Linked DNA regions of Mus musculus: region 1 is linked to region 2. The links are chromatin loops, found by intact Hi-C in ENCODE. Cell type or tissue: left cerebral cortex. All regions are shown on one strand. Links, peaks and the distances in the headings refer to the core of each region. The heading gives the core; the rest is flanking DNA. Region 1 has its middle 98 kb from the start of Gm25564. Region 2 has its middle 64 kb from the start of Cmpk2.

Region 1 (8,336 bases), core at 313-8,312, 1.7 Mb before region 2:
GGGGATCGGGGGGGTGAGTATGGGGGACTTTTGGGATAGCATTGGAAATGTAAACGAGGAAAATACCTAATAAAAAAATAAATTAAAAAAATTTTGTCTTTTTTTTTTTCTGTACCCATCAACTCAATTTTCTGTTATGTATGAAGCCTCATGAGTATGTGGCTGTCCACTGGAACCTGATCAATTTACCAGGGACCACACCCTTAAGGAAAACTGAATCTCTCTCCCCTATAAGTTATGAGTTGATACTAATTCCTCCCCTAGGAGTGGGAGCCTGGAGCCCAAGACCATGGTAGTCCTCTGTAGCTTGGTACACGTTTTGCTAATAGTTTGTTGTTTACTGAAAGTTGAAAGAGTGGCATTGGTGTTTCAGCTGGCAGGATGCTCAGTTCTTGCAGGGTGTGATCATAAGTAACAAGGATCCTTGAGACCCTCTGAAGGTTACAGTCAGGTCTCAAACAGGGAAGTTTATTGAAACTGAGGTAGGTGCTGGATGATAGCGGACAGTCTTTCCATGTTCCAAATGAGAGTGTGGAGGATGGAATTTAATGGCCCATCTGGTTCCATTGTGATATGTGTGCTGGTGAAAATCCACCAGCTCATTAGCGTCTAGCTGGCCATACTTCCAGACTCCCCACTGAGATGGCTTTTTAGCAAAAATTAATAACATGTGTTGACATTAACCTGCTGAAAGTTTTTTTAAAAAGTGATTTTTTTGTTGGACATTTGTGTTTTCTGAGCGAGAAGCTTCTGGTTGAAAAAATATGTAAAAGAAGCTATCATTTTTCAGAAGAGCTAAGGCTGGCCTTCCAGGAGACTGCTTCTTATGAAGCTGTGACTGTCTCTGCAACCCTGATTTTCTCAGTGCCTGCTTTTAACTATTATTGTTTTGTTAAAAGACTTATTATTTCAATCACTGACATGGAGTTTCACTGGAAAGAAATTGATAACTCAAACAAATTTATATGATTTATTACCTGTAGATATTTTTCTAGCTCATTTTTAAAGTAAACAAAATTAAGACCAGTATTTGCATAGCTTCATAAAACTGAATCAGTGAATCCATGTGGTGTTTGCTGAATATAGAACTTTACATGAAGCAGCTGCAGGAGACTGAGGCGGAGACTGAGGCTGAGGGAATGGAGGGGTGTTGGTGCTGGTCTAGCCTTAGTTTACATAAAGTTGAACCTAGCAGGGGTTTGAGGCTCTACAGCTGTGAAGTTCATACTGGGACTTGGTCCCTGTTCATGGGTATGCTTAGGACCTTGGGAAGAGCAGGAACTGTTTCAGCAGGCATTAGGGATAGACAGAGGGAGGGGAAAGGAAAGAAGACACATGTGATGTACTTTTGAAAATTCAATTAGCAAAGTCTAGGAAGTTAGAAGACTCAGAGTAAGAGCAGAGCAGAGATGAAGACCGTCAAGCTATGTGCAGGCTGATTGGTGTGAGCTCACTTTTAAATACTGAATGGTGTGGAGTCTTATGATGGTGCCCTGGTAGTAGAGAAATTCGTGTGCCAAAATGCTGGCTCAGATTCTATAGTGTTTCTCTTTCTACTCTTTGTTCAATTGAAACTTCAAACATGTTAGATGGTGCCACCCATATTTATTGTTGCTCCATACCATCGGAAAGAGTTAGATGGGAGATATCCTGTGTGCCTGGAAAATGCTGCTCAGCTTATTAAAAAATAATGAGTTGGTCACAGAGGCCCAAGGGCCCACCGAACAACTCAGATTTCCTGTCCTTTTTGTTGGCTTCTAGAGATAACTGTAAAGATCTGTGGCTGCAGATACCCATTACTATGGTTGTAGTATATAAAGATTTTAAGCTGAAACTGAGCTGAGGTCCCTCCCTGCTGCCTGCCTGCCCGCCCGCCCGCCCGCCCTCCCTCCCTCCCTCCCTCCTTCCTTCTTTCCTTCCTTCCTTCCTTCCTTCCTTCCTTCCTTCCTTCCTTCCTTCCTTCCTTCCTTCCTTCCTCTCTCTCTTTCTCTCCCCTCCCTCCCTCCCTCCCTCCCTCCCTCCCTCCCTCTCTCTCTTTCTTTTCTCTCTTTCTCTCTTTCTCCCTTCTCCCTTTCTCTCTTTCTTTCTTTCTTTCTTTCTTTCTTTCTTTCTTTCTTTCTTTCTCTCTCTCTCTCTCTCTCTCTCTTTCTCTCTCTCTCTCTCTCTCTCTCTCTCTCTCTCTCTCTCTTTCTTTCTTGGATATTTTATTTATTTACATTTCAAATGTTATCTCCTTTCCTGGTTTCCCCTCTGAAACCCCCCCATCCCCTCCCCCTCCCCCTGCTTCTATGAGAGTGCTCCTTCACCCACACACCCACTCCCACCTCACTACTCTGGCTTTTCCCTACAATGGGAAATCGAGCCTTCCCGGGACCAAGGACTTCTGCCCTCATTGATGCCAGATAAGGCCATCCTTTGCTATATATGCAGCTGGAACCATGGGTCCTTCTATGTATACTGGTGGTGGTTTAGTCACTGGGAGCTCAGGGGTGGGGTGGGGTGGGGTCTGGTTGGCTGATATTGTTGTTCTTCCTATGGGGTTGCAGATGCCTTTAGCTCCTTCAGTCCTTTTCCTAACTTTCTCAGTGGGGTCCCTGTGTTTAGTCCAATGGTTGGCTATTAGCATTGACCTCTGTATTTGTCCAGGCTCTGGCAGAGCCTCTCAGGAGACAGCTATAACAGGCTCTTGTCAGCAAAAAATAGTGTCTGGGTTTGGTGTCTGCATGTGGGATGGATCCACAGGTGGAGCAATCTCTAGATGGCCTTTCCTTCAGTCTCTGCTCTACACTTTGTTCCTGTATTTCCTTTATACAGAAACAATTCTGGGTTAAAAATTTGGAGATGAGTAGGTGGCCCTATCCCTCAACCAGGTTCCTTGCCTAACCTCTGGATATGGTCTCAACAGGTTCTCCCTCCCTTTGGTTGGCCATTTCAGCTAATCTCATCCTTGTTGGGTCCTGGGAGCCACTTGATTTTTTGGCATCTGACACTTTCTGGTGGCTATCACCAGTTCCCCATCCCCCATTGCTATATACCTCTGTTCAATTTCCTGAACCTCTGTATTTCATCCTCCTCTCCTCCCATACCTGATCATGTCCCCCTTTCTCCCCTTCCCCTCCTTTCTCCCTCCTAAGTCCCTCCTACCCTCTACCTCCTGTGAGTATTTTGTTCTCCCTTCTAAGAAGGACCGAAGCATCCACATTTTGGTCTTCCTTTTTCTTGAGCTTCATATGATCTGTGAATTGTATTCTGAGCTTTTGGGCTAATATTCACTTATCAGTGAGTATATACCATGTGTGTTCTTTTGTGACTGTTTTGTTTTCTTCATGTTGTGCAAAGCTGTAGGTATGAAGGACACTTGCTACTGAAGGCTCCTTCTTGCCAGCCTTGTGTTTATGCAGTGAAGCAGAGGCTGCTGGTCTGGCTAGAGTCTGTCTTCATCCACAGTAGGAGTTAGAAGATATACTTAAATTTGGCGCACACATGACAGAGTGAATGACACTGTTTGGACAGATTCAGAGGAACCTCTGTGCTATGCCTGCCGGGAGTAACCTTCCATTTCAGAGTGGATGCAACAATTGCTTGGCTGTACTCTACGGGCATGCCAAGTTTTCTTTTCTTCAAGAAATAGGATGCCTCTGCTTGATCTCACTGCTCTTGGACCATAAAGCTTGTGCAGGAGCCCAGAATTCCGTAGGCAAGGTTGTTGATGTCATTTGACTAGCCACTTTGTAGCTTCTTTAAATATGTGCAGATAGCAAAGAATGCAACTGAGCCACCCACTAATCACCAGGAGACAATATTTTTGAGAGCTTCCCAAATATTCATTCTTGTTCACAGATATTCATTTACATTCTCATGAACATTTGGGCAGTATGGCTATTATTTTGCATAAAAGGTTCCTGTTCCATATGTTGTCTCTAAAAAGTGCTTTCTCACCTAACAATAAAAGGGATATATTTTTTTCCCCATTTCAACAGAAGGAAGTGTCTGTTGCTGATTTCAATAATAGTACTGTGTGGCTGGTCTGTGCACTGCTAACCAGCTTCTTATTAATGGTCAAACCTGATCCTACCACACTTTCACTATTATGAATGTACATCTTTCTGCATATGACTTCTCTCTTGTTTTGGACACTTAAACCATGAGAGGATAACACAGCTTAGGGCTTACTTAGAACAAGGAAATAGTAAGAATGTGAAAAGACAATTTGTTGAAAAGATCTGAACCTGCAAATGTTTACAGGACACATCAGACACGCAACACCCTGGCAGAATGACACTTCAGATGGGTTTTCCTTGGGATGGCAGCTCTTTCTGTGTGTTCTGGGCCTGGGTTGATATTATAACTAGATCACAAATGCAGTGCCTGGAACAACAGCCACTGCACCAATGTGGCTTTTTTAGAGTTGTCAGAGGGTCTTCCATCCTCTCTTGCCTTTGTGTCAATAATGTCCACACCAGCATCCAGTCTAAAACTGGTTGCAAGGAATCTCTTGTAAAGGTAAGATGAGAATAAGGTGCTTCTTCAAGTTAATAAGATGTAGGAAGACACATGCTTCTGGGTCAGTAATGGACAAGCTGCTTCTGATGCAGGACAATGGCAGGGAGCTACATCCATGACATCCCCACAATACAGTTGCCTAAACATGACCCGAACAATGACAACACCAGTAGATATGCCGTCACGGATGGGGGAAATCTCACCATGCCTAGATGAAGGGCAATTGTTGGCTGTTGAGAGAGGGAGAATCAGTCTTCCCAAGGAACAGGCTGCTGACAAGTGATCCAATCCCAACTGGCCAGGCATATGAATATGCTCAACAATAAATGGACACAGCAGGTGGTATATATATATAATATATATATGTATATATATATACACATATGCATACATGTGTGTGTATGTGTGTAACAATTAAAGAGGAGGTCATGAGTATTAGAATAATCAGTAGGTCATGGGAAGGGTTGGAGAGGAACAAGCAAATTCTGTAAATACAGTAGTCACATATGAAATTCTAAAAAAATTTTAAAAATATACGCACATTAAAAAAGTTGAATGACACACAGAATTCAATAAATGGCATAAACAGAAAATAATCCAAAATCCTGTGCGTTTAATTCCATTTCCTTTCAATACCCAGACTGCTATTTGAGAACCAGTGTACTGCAAGCTAAGAACTATGAACTGACTTCAAATTTAAATTTACTACCTGCTCTAATGGAGGCAGTGTTTCTCAGAGTCCTAGAGAAATAATGAGAGATGAACCTGGTCTGACTTTGCTTCCATGGTAAACATTTCCAGAAGTGTTAACTGGAAGCTTAATATATGAAGCTAATTACTGCATGAACTGGGGCCCTTCAGGAATGGAACTGTAGGTTGCATTCTGCCCACTCTCTGTTCCAGGAAGGGTTATCCAAGCAACAGGATCTAAAAGTAGCTTCTTTGGCAGAGAGGATAACTGTAGTGTGGTCCCAAGGTGTCTTGCTAATTATTCCTGGTGTCCTGTCCCAGCTCGTGTTGACCTGGATAACATATGGCCTTGCCAGTCACAGTAGGAAGATTTGGCTGTGGAAGACACAGGGCTGAAATAGCTTCACCACAGGAAAGATAGCCAGGGGATGCTTCTCCTGTCCCAGAGTTTCTGCTCTGCCTTCCTAGTGCCCACATTATTTCCTGGCACTGGGGATGGATGTGAGACCCAGGGCAGAGTAATTAAAATGCACTATGGATCTCTATGTGGGAATGGGTAGATTGCTTCTCAATGTCCGATGGCTACCAAGAGGGAGAGGAAATACAAAGAGAGGAAATTAATTCACACACTAATGAATTTTTTAATTAGAATTTAAAAATCCAAACTTCAGCAGTGCATTTTCCTGTAGGGAATGGTATAGAATGATCCAGGTAATTAGGGGCAGAGGAGGTATTAAAGTAAACTTATGGACTTAATGTAATAGAAAATGTTTGAAGGTCAATGGTGGTGATCCAGCCCAGGATATGCAGTCACTAGGAGAACACACAGGCTGGGCATACTCCTTTTCCCATAAAAAGATAAAAAAAACCAAAACCCTGAATTTAAAATAAAGAATACATGATAAAATGCCCACTGGGAGGGTAGCAAAACGTTCTTGGGATATAAATTGGCCTTTATTAATATTTTTAATTTTCTCTGTGTTATACATGACCATAGGCATGCCAATGCGGGGAGACCAACTGAGCCACACTGCTGCTTCACAGAGTGCATTGAAGTTTGGTGTCAGCCTTCACTTCGCATAGCTGGACAAACAGCTGCAATAGTTTGGAAGCATTTAGGAATACACGTTTCTTCAGCATCTCCTGTCATGTGATCAAATAGCCAGAGAAAAGAGAGCCAAGCTTGGGTGCCTCTCTTTACATAACGACACACAGCCATAATACATGTTCACCTCCTCTCTCTGTCAGGACACTGCTCAGCCTCCTTGGGGATTTGAAATGTTTCTAAATACTTAAAATCAAATAAAAGAAAGCTAACATCCCATTTCTCCGGAGTTTTACTACTTTTTTTCTTTTTTAACCAGTCTTCTTGTGTTGTGGCTTTGTAGCTGGGCCCTTCTTACTTCTTGTTTCCATATTTATTTAGAGAAAACAATCACGCACACAATTCTATCCTCACACTTGTAAAGTCTGGTGTTTTTGCACAATACCAGTCCTGAGTCCCTTAACAAACCAAGATACATCACGCTGACACATCTTCTCAGTTTATTTTCCTTAGTTGGTAAAAAATGAAAGGAAGAAAGGGGGAATTAGAAGAAAGAGAAGACGAAGAAGTATAAGTTGTTGCTGGTCAAAAATAGAACTTTAAAACTGAACTTGAAGTTGAAAGCCATCTAGTATAAATGCCCTGTACTTATCGAAGCCTCGCCTCAGATTTTCTATCAAAATGCCTCAAAAGATTTTCAAGCAAGAAATGATGTCTAGATGTTAAGAAGTTCCAGCCTGATGACCTCTGCCCCAGCTGCTTTTATTGGCATGGCCCCAAATTGCCCCATGCTTTGAATGGATGTGTAGCAGATGGTGACTTTCCCCAGTGTGCAAAAACAGGCTGTGGTCTAACCTGGGCTGTGTTTCTATAACAGCCGAGCAGGTGCTCACAAACGGAGGCCTGCTCCCAGCATTCTACCATGGAAAGCTCTTGTGGTTTTTCCTCTTCTCTCTGCTGATGTTGCCTGCTCTAATAATTAGGGGTCTCTCTGAGCATTTCCAGATCAGAATTTTCCTGCACCACCACTAGGGGGCGTCTCTGAGTCTCTCCTGGTCAGAATTCTTCCTGCCTCACCACTAGGAGGGGGGCCGGTGTCTCTTAGCATTTCCTGATGAGAATTGGCCTGCTCCACCACTAGAGGGGATCTCTGAGTCTCTCCTGGTCAGAATTCTTCCTGCCTCACCACAAGGGGGTGTTTCTGAGACTCTTTTGGTTTGAATTTCTCTCCCCCATCACTGAGGAGAATCTCAGCTTTTCCTGGTCAAGCTCTACATGGTGCATGAACCTGTCTTTGTTCAAACTGATTGCTGCATTTAATTTGTTTGAAACTTGCTTTAATCCCCTTCACCCCACTTGCCTTCCCAGCCTCCCTAATAGTAATTCTGCTGGCCCCTCTCTCAGGACCATGTCTTGTACTTCCTGACTGGGCCCATGAGTGACTTGAGTGCAAAGGCATCTCTCACCTGTCTATGGGACTGGTGCTTCTGCATTTCTGCCACAGCTGGACTGCAGGGAGCCCAGGTTTCCTGGGATTTTTGCCCAGCTTCCCACTCATCCTCCCCACTGGCTTTTGCTTTTTGGTGACTCATTTAAAACAAGAATGAAAGTTCCTCAGATACTCGACTTACAACGCTTGTCGACTCCCACTCTCTCTTGTATGTGTCTTAATAGGTGCAGATTTATGAATCTAGATTTTTTTTTCAAATCAAATCTCCAATTAGATTACCAAGGATTAATCTGGTGATCCAACCCCCACCTCATCCCATGTCTATGTGTACCACAAAATTTGTGCCTCATCCCCTGGCCTTCATTCCCAGTTGTGGTCATCTGGTTCAACTGGTTTAAATTCCTAAAAGATTGTCTGGGAGTATAATGATGCTAGTAACTGAGTAATATTTTTTTCCTTTGGTTTTTCAAGACAGGGTTTCTCTGTGTAGCCCTGGCTGTCCTGGAACTCACTTTGTAGACCAGGCTAGCCTTGAACTTGGAAATCCAACTGCCTCTGCCTCCCAAGTGCTGGAATTAAAGGCATGTGCCACCACTGCCCGGCTGAGTATTTTGTGAGCAGGGATCTTTTTTTTTTTTAATAAGTTTT
Region 2 (8,336 bases), core at 113-8,112:
GGCCAGAGAATCTGCTCACTCTCAACCTCCCTTGGGAATTAAGCACTAACATCTCTGTCTTAGTCAGGGTTTCTATTCCTGCACAAACATCATGACCAAGAAGCAAGTTGGGGAGGAAAGGGTTTATTCAGCTTACATTTCCACATTGCTGTTCATCACCAAAGGAAGTTAGGACTGGAACTCAAGCAGGTCAGGGAGCAGGAGCTGATGCAGAGGCCATGGAGGGATGTTCTTTACTGGCTTGATTTCCCTGGCTTGCTCAGCCTGCTCTCTTATAGAACCCAAGACTATCAGCCCAGAGATGGTCCCACCCACAAGGGGCCTTTCCCCCTTGATCACTAATTGAGAAAATGCCTTACAGTTGGATCTCATGGAGGCATTTCCTCAACTGAAGCTCCTTTCTCTGTGATAACCCCAGCTGTGTCAAGTTGACACAAAACTAGCCAGTACAATCTCAAAACATGTCTTTAACTTATAAAAGATAATTTATGAAAATGACATGAGTGGATTGTTAATAGTATAGATATGCTTTGTGCATGCTTTTTTGTGGGAGATATGGTGTATATGTATGTGTCTTGTTGGCATTCTGAATGCACGTGTTGTGGGTGAGTGTGGATGTGCTATAAGGCATGACGTACATGTATGTTGTGGGGAACTGGTATACATTTGGCAGGTTGTGTACCTCCATATAGGAAAGGGTGGATATGTGGTGGTAGGCAGATCTGTGTGTGATGTATGTTGTGATGTGTGGAATGGCATATGAGCATGTTCTTGAATGAGTGGTGTGTGTATATGTGTGACTTGTTGGTACTATGTGTTAGTGCACCTCTCACTGACAGCTCTGAGGAGTCTTAAGACTTCCTACTCCAGAGAAAGCATACCTTTCTAGAATGATCCTTGTGTGGTTACACACTTCATGAAATTGTGGTTAAAAGACCCTGGCTTTCCTCACCCCACCCCTTTTCCTGGAGATAGACACACCTTTTTCCTACTGACAACCTATAGCAGTTTCAACCTGGCGACAATTTCATTCATTCAATTTTGGGTTTTTTGCTCTAAAAATCAGACATTTCTGCAGTGAACTGTTTCCACCCCAACTCCAGAAAAAGGCTTCGCTTCCTGAGACAGAAGGCTCCGCCCCCTGAGACAGAAGGCTCTGCCCCCTGAGACAGAAGTCTCCACCTCCCGAGGCAGAAGGCTCCGCCCCCTGAGACAGAAGGATGGGCTACAAATCTGTCTTCCAAGCCTTCATCTCCTTTTCTTTTAGAAAGAACACAGCGACAGCCTTGCTCATAATGGCAAAGGACATAGGGATAAGTGTGCACGGCTGAGTAAATTAGGCCTCCTGCTCCCATGCCTGCTTGTTTAGATCCTTCTTTTCCCACACCGGGACAGAAGTCAGGTCTTTGGACATGACAGGCAAGCAAACCCTGTTCTACTTTCACTGCCATTAAAAGAGGAGGGGGAGGGGTGTGAAGGACAGGGTTAGGAGGCCAGCTGTTCCCCACCCCCACCCTTCACCTCAGAGAGTCCCTAGCCCTTCTCATCCCATTTTCTCATGAGCAGATGGCAACAGGGCTAGGAGTCCTCATGGAGGCTTAGGGAAGCCAGGATCCAAACACGGGACAAACAACCAGCAAAGCTCTAGTTGTTTGGTGTCCCACACAACCAAATTACTTGTGATTCTGATTTTAAAGCCACACAAATTAAAAAGGCATATAGATAGAGCCAATTTAGCCATCTGTCCAGTGGCCTCAGATCCCACCCAGAAGATATCCTAAGATAAGCCCAAATTTGCATCTGTTCTTGTGACTTCCAGAGAACAGCTACTAAGTCCAGATGTATGTCCATCTACTATGTAGCTCTCCCGGCCCATCCCCTGCAGACTTGATGCTGCTCACCTAGAGAAACCATCCTGCCTCAGGAAGTGTGGGAATGAGGAGACATGACTCACTGAGCCAATTAAAGTGGGAAATCCCCATTACTGATCAGGATCTGCCTGCTTGTTTCAATTAGGAGCAGCAGTGTCCCCCCTTTCCTTCCTAAGCAGAGGGTCCCGGGGCTGTGAGGAGATGGGTCTGGACTCCTTCGAGGGAAAATGTAAGAGTGCACAACTGGAGTCAGAAGTCTCACACTGGCTGGCCAGAGCTGGTGGAGGTCAGAGCTGCACAGAAATGTTTGAAGAATGCCCGTCAGGAGAAGATAAATGCTTCCTGCTTGCTGGGTGTGCTCTCCCTTTAACTCTTCTCAGTCCCATCTCTGTGAGACCCTGCAGCCCCTTGCAGCTGTGACCTCTCTAAACTGCCAGCCTCAGATGACTGACACTTCATCAATTTTGCCTGAACTGCATTTACAAGCCAGTCTCGGGAGGATTGGCCAAGTGCACCAAGCATGGGGGCATTTCCCTACCGGAGCCAGATTGCTGCAGAATGAGGGGGCTCTTCCCACCTTCTCCCAGTGGCCCGGGCAAACAGCCTAGGGGCCTCCCCGCCAAAGGGAATGAACGGACCTCTGATTATTCCTTGTAAATTTTTCATGAGGACATCTGCCCATGCTCCTCTCCCTCTGAGTACCTCTCTCTCTCAGTCTCTCTCTCCTCACCACCTCCCTCTCTGTGTTCTCTCTTCTCTCCTTCTCACTCTCTCCTCCCCCTCCTCTCTCTCCTCTATCACTCTCCCCACCCCCACTCAGGTTTCATCTCACCTCTAACCCTTTCTCCTCTCCTTCCTTCCTCTCCCTCCTGTTTTTCTCTCTCTCTCCTCCCCTCCTCCCTCCCCTCCCCTCCTCTCCTCCCTCCTCTCTTTTTTATGTCTCCCCGTTCCTACCTCCCCTTCCTTTTCTCTCGCCTCCCCCTTCTCCTCCCTCTTTTCCCTCCCTCCCTCCCCCTCTCCCTGTGTTCAGACTCCTGACAACTCATGAAAAACGAGAGTCATTGGGCCTCAGCCGCCATTAGTCAAGACATGCCTGATGTGTGAACGTGGACCTCAGGCTGAGAGGGGCCAGGCTGCAGGGACTGGTCCTAGAGACAAAAGACCAAGCCGGATGGATATTATAGATAGGTAGGCAACAAAGCCTTCTGGACCGGTAGGGTTGGTTCTGCAGACAAGGGGCTCTGTGCTTGTACATCAGTGTGGCCCAGGCTTTCCCCGATGAACACTCTTGTCTCCCTGGCTCCTTGATGTGGCTCCCTGATCGAGGGCAGAGTCCAAATCCAAACAGAGAGATTGGAGATACACACACACACACACACACACACACACACACACATATGGTGTCGAATGCGCCTTAAATATCAAAATATATTAACTCTCATGTAAGGAGTACAGGGGTGGGGAATAAGCCTCAAAATCCTTTTTTCTGTACAGTTCAAACTAAGGACCTACAGCTCTTTCTCATTACTGCGCCCAATCATGCCGATGTCCTTTTTGTGCCCCCTTTGAAGTGACATGTGCTTCAATTTATTTTTAATCTTCTAAGTGACGTCGGGACTGCAGCCTGTGCACACGTGAAGTCTCTGCCCTTCTTGGCTGTTGTCTAAAGCAGTTTGGGCCACAACAAATCAGGCACTCAGTCCAGAGAGAGCCCAGGAACGATCTGAGGCCGGGGAGATGCGCAAAAGTGCTGCGCAGAGGAGGCAAAGTCATTAATAAACCCTTCACCATACACACCTTCCCTACCTTTGTGTAGGTCCTGGCCCTGGTCCTTGGGGACCCGCCATGGAGACACTCTGTGGAGCAACAGTGCCACCCAGTGGACAGTACTGGCAAATGACTGTCCCTTCTCTCTGCAGTCTCCCTGGGCCCTAATATCACATCTTTAAGCAGTTTTCTACATGAAAGGAGGCCTGCAACTGATTCAAAGCCACCTTGCCTTGGAAACCTGAGCATGCCCATAAAAGGCAGTGTGCACAGAACATTGAGGAATGTTTTTCGTTATGTTGGGGGTCTACCCCCAGCAGCTACTCTGGGGGGGGGGAGGGTAAGGGGGGATGTCAAAGGAAAATAAAATTAAATATACTTTTAAATCATACTTAATTTACTAATCAGTTCAAATAAATATGTGTATATACAAATGTGTGTGTGCGTGTGTGTGTGTGTGTGTGTGTGTGTGTGTGTGTGTGATGTTTGTCCAGTTACAGTCTCAGTGTTTAGTTGAAACATAAATTACATTAGCCCAAGCTCTTGTAACCCTCAGTATTGAGGGAAAATGGCTGAAATATCATCATATTTGGAGTTAGGCAGTGAGGTCAAAGTCTTGCCTGTACATAGATCTCACTCACCTGATAACCTGGACGGTTTCCATTTCCCATCTGCAGTCTTCAGTCACCCAGAAGGAGGCTGACGTGACAGCCAACGGTGACTTGCCCTATGCCTGGCTAGGTTCTGACTCTGCCTATGATCTTGAAACCTTCCCTCCCCTCTCTCCTTGGGTATTCCCTTTTGTCTTCAAGCAGAATCCAGCCCTTCACCCCCTCCTGGAGCCTTTTCTCCTCACGCCTCATGAATGTTGGTGAGGTGAGCACATTACATGGGCTTAAAAACTCCTAGTGAATCCACTGGTTTCCAAACTCACATGCATCCCGGATTGGGAGGCAGAAAGCGTCCTACAGATAGGGAATCCAGCCAAGGCCTGCCTCTTTCTGAGTCATCTGCAGTACAGAGTGGACTTCTCATACATAAACAAAAAGGATGGTTAATGCTTATTTTAACCAGTCTGTTACTTGAAGCCTTTAAATACTGCCCTACGGCATCTTGTAGAAAACATCGTTTGGTGCAGACTTTAAATAACTTAATATAAAATCATCGTGAGGGGAGGAGCTGAAAATCATCAACTCTGTGAAAGAATGTGAAATATGACCTAAAGTACATTAGATCCAGATCATTAAAGTCATCAAGTCATCGTCTTTCTCGTCCCCACCCACTGCAATGACTGACTTTGCTTACTGCCGTCACACGCCCTGCAAGGCTCTCAGTTGAGGAACTGACTCCATCAGATGGTCTATAAGGCAAGTCTGTGGGGGCATTTTATTGATTGATGTAGAAGGGCCCAGATCACTATGAATGACACGGACCCTGGGAAGGTGGTCCTGTGGTACAGAGAAAAGGAAGCTAGGCAGAGGGAGAGTGGGCCAGCAAACAGTGCTTCCCCTGCCTCTCAGTTCCTGCCTTGAGTTTCCAGCTTGGCTTCCTCAATCGTGGACTTTGGTCCACGACCTTTGGTCATGGAGCTTGTCACAGCCACAGAATAGCAAACTCGAACAAATGGAAAGGAGCAGCCTGCCCATGTCTTGTCCTCTAGGTTTTTGGGGCTTTATATTCTGAGATTGAGAGCATCACACTGGCTGTGATGTGCCACCTTGTGCCATTTTGATGCTGAAGAAGTTCTGAGAGAAACTGTGGACTTCTGAAGGGATCAGGCCCTTGTCCTGGCTAGTTTTAGGTCAGCTTGACACAAACTAGAATCATCTAAAAAAGAGAAACTCAATTGAGAAAGCACTTCCATAAAATTCAGCTGTAGGACATTTTCTTAGTTGCTGATTGATGGGAGAGGACCCAGCCCATTGTGGGTGGGGCAGCACGTGGCATGCTGGTCCTGGGCTCTATAAGAACGGAGTCTGAGCCATCCATAAGGAGCAAGTCAGTAAGCAGTGTCCCTGCTGTAGCCTCTGCATTAGCTCCTGCCTGCAGGTTCTTGCCTATTTGAGTTCCTGTCCTAGACTTCCTGTAGACGTGGACTATGGATACGGAATCATAAGCCAAATAAACCGGTTTCTTCCTAGCTTGCTTTGTTTCATCATAGTAACAGCAACTCAAACTACAACATAAGTTGGTACTAGATGTGGCATATTGCTGCGACATACCTAATTCTGTTGTTTTGTGGGAGGATCATGGATGGAGTTTGGAACTCTAGGTTAAAAAGTTTGGTGAACTCTTCTGTGGGAGCTTGGGAGATAAGAATTGAAAACAGTGTGAAGAGGTCAGCTCAGGGCCTTTGGAAAATCCCACCAGACCCCTCCCCTCCTGGAAGAGAAAGGTCATGGAGCACTTAGGCACCCCTCCTCTCTGGAAAAGAGGCTTAATTACATTTATCATACCATGTGGGGACTTGGGGGGAACCGACCACCAGCCACCTGAGTGTGGGGGAGGCTCAGAGCACTTAGACACATTCCGTGACCATTGGCCACCTACAGACAAGGGAAGTCCTTGCCACCTCATTTCCTAAAGATCAATCAGTTTAAAAGTCACTGTTCTGCCAATCACATTGTGTCTAATGGCTGCTGCTCTGAAAACTATACAAAAATTTGTCAAACATGCTGCACAGGGTTGTTCAATCTCGTTTGTGTGTAGGGCAACTCCAGCATGCTGGAACAATAAAATTCCTCTTGCTTTTGCATCGATCCCTGACTCCACATTGTTCACTCAGGGCGTCTCTGGTAAGTTAAGGCTCACCAGAGTCTTACAGTGCCTTAGTTTCTGAAGTTCCAGAGGGAAGTTCTGTGAGTCACTGAAAAACTCTATCGGGGCCATTTGGTATTTTGAGTTGAGAATCTGTGGTTTTTGGTTAGCTGGGGCTGAAGAGTCAGCTCTGATTAACAATCAGTCAGAGGCACTCATGTAAAACCTTTGCTTTGCTCAGACGATTGATGCCGGTCAACTGGAGTTTAGAAATGAACAAGAGACCCGCATCACTGATCTGGACACTTCTGGGAAGTGTCTCCATAGAGTCAGCACACAAAAGCTGTGTTCCAGAAGCAGCCAAGGTTGTACCTCACACAGGCAAGTGAACTTAGTAGTGTAAGAGTCACCTACGGGGTACTGGTTTCAAGGCATGGAATGGGCATGGAGAGCAGATGAGGATTAGCACTGTAAGTGGCCAGGATAGGCCATTGGTGAAGCTGCAGCCTCAATAGCAGTGGAAACCCCAGGACTGAATGGGTCATGGAAAGAAGTTGAGGCTTGTCACCATAAAGAGAGTCTAGGAAAGGCTCCTGATGAAAGTACAGCCCAGTTGCAACAGCGGCCCTAGCTTTTGGAAGATGCCAGTACCATGGGATGGTCACCAAGAACAGCAGCAGTGATAGAATGTAGGCTGCCAGAGCCTGAAAGACAAGCTATGTGTGCTACAGATGCCTGAGCTTGCAGAGTGACCCAAGTCCTTTGGGAGAGCCTCAAAAATTGTAAGCCAACCCTGGATATTGAACAGTGAGCTATTTACACTGTTCAGTTTTGCTTCAGTTTGATCTTATTGACTGTGCCCTGGTTCCTGCCCCTTAAAATAAGAAAGTATTTCAGTTACTTTTTATTTTATAGGAGCCAACAGTTGAAAGATACTGGATTTTAAAGGATTTGCTATTTTAAAAGACACGGAGATTTTAGTTATTTGAATTTATAAAGGCTGTGAGACTTTTAAGTTTATAAAATGTTTTATATTGTGATGCCTTTACTAATGTGCGATCTTGGGAATGAACAAGGGAGGAAATGTTGTATTAACGGGGATGGTTGAAGTCCACAAGGGGTCATTTGTGCTGGGTAGCCTTATGTTAAGGTAACACAAGTTAAAGCCATGGGAGAGGACTGAGCCTCAGTAGAGAAAACGCCTTCAAAAGGTGGGGCTGTTGCCTCTTGCTGACTGGAGGACTCAGAAGAGCAGGACTGCACCTTGCCTGGGCAACACAATAGAACTGGCCCTGCTACCATAGACACAGAGATGGAGCCTGAGGGTGTGAGAGCACGAGAGTCAGTTCTGCCACTTGCCAGTTGCTGCAGGCAGGAGAGCTGTCCCTGCGACTCACTTGGGTAAAGCAGGAGAGCTGGTGCTCTGACCAACTCAGCTACCACCCAGGCTGAAATTTGGTACTTTGAGTTGGTCCACCTCAACATCTACCCTATCTGTGAACTGCTGGAACACATGACAGGGCAGGTCCTTTAGAGCTAAAGCTGCAGGATCTCCATGACACAGGGCACCAACAGGCCTGCCAAGAGGAGTCCTGGTGAGGGTCCAGTATTTAGCAGAAGCCGGAGGCCTTGAAACAGACTCATTGCAATGAACATTTGCAAGGAAAGCTGATTGGGCAAAAGGTATACTGTGCGACACACTGTAATACACCAAAATTTCCATGGTGAGGTGGCTTTTTCCTATTGATTTATTTATTATTTTTATTTTTTGTTTTGGGGGTAGAAATTGCAAGGCAGAGTATGGATATGGAGGGATGGGGTGATGAGTGGGGTTGAAGTGTGTAATGTGAAATTGACAAGGAATCAATAAAAGGCTTTTCTGAAAATTAGGCTGCAGGCAAGCCTGTAAGACATTTTCTTAATTAGTGATGGATGGTGGAG

Evidence for each region. A loop is a pair of places that touch in the nucleus more often than their neighbours do. Peaks named below come from ENCODE experiments on the same cell type or tissue, not always from the same donor. Only the 100,000 strongest peaks of a DNase experiment are listed, where the experiment ranks them.
Region 1: a loop joins it to region 2, with 4 times the contacts of the local background. A loop is called at or near these places in 3 of 42 quality-filtered maps.

The regions. Positions count from the first base shown.
Region 1 is chr12:28,247,935-28,256,270 of GRCm38, reverse strand. No RefSeq gene overlaps it. Among named protein-coding and RNA genes, the nearest start is that of Gm25564, 98 kb to the left of the region's middle. In left cerebral cortex, for the core only: a CTCF peak has its summit at 7,350; DNase peaks (open chromatin) are centred at 3,495, 3,738, 7,397 and 7,771.
Region 2 is chr12:26,528,552-26,536,887 of GRCm38, reverse strand. No RefSeq gene overlaps it. Among named protein-coding and RNA genes, the nearest start is that of Cmpk2, 64 kb to the right of the region's middle. In left cerebral cortex, for the core only: a CTCF peak has its summit at 3,738 (motif pointing left); DNase peaks (open chromatin) are centred at 2,378, 3,731 and 4,608; H3K4me3 peaks cover 229 bases.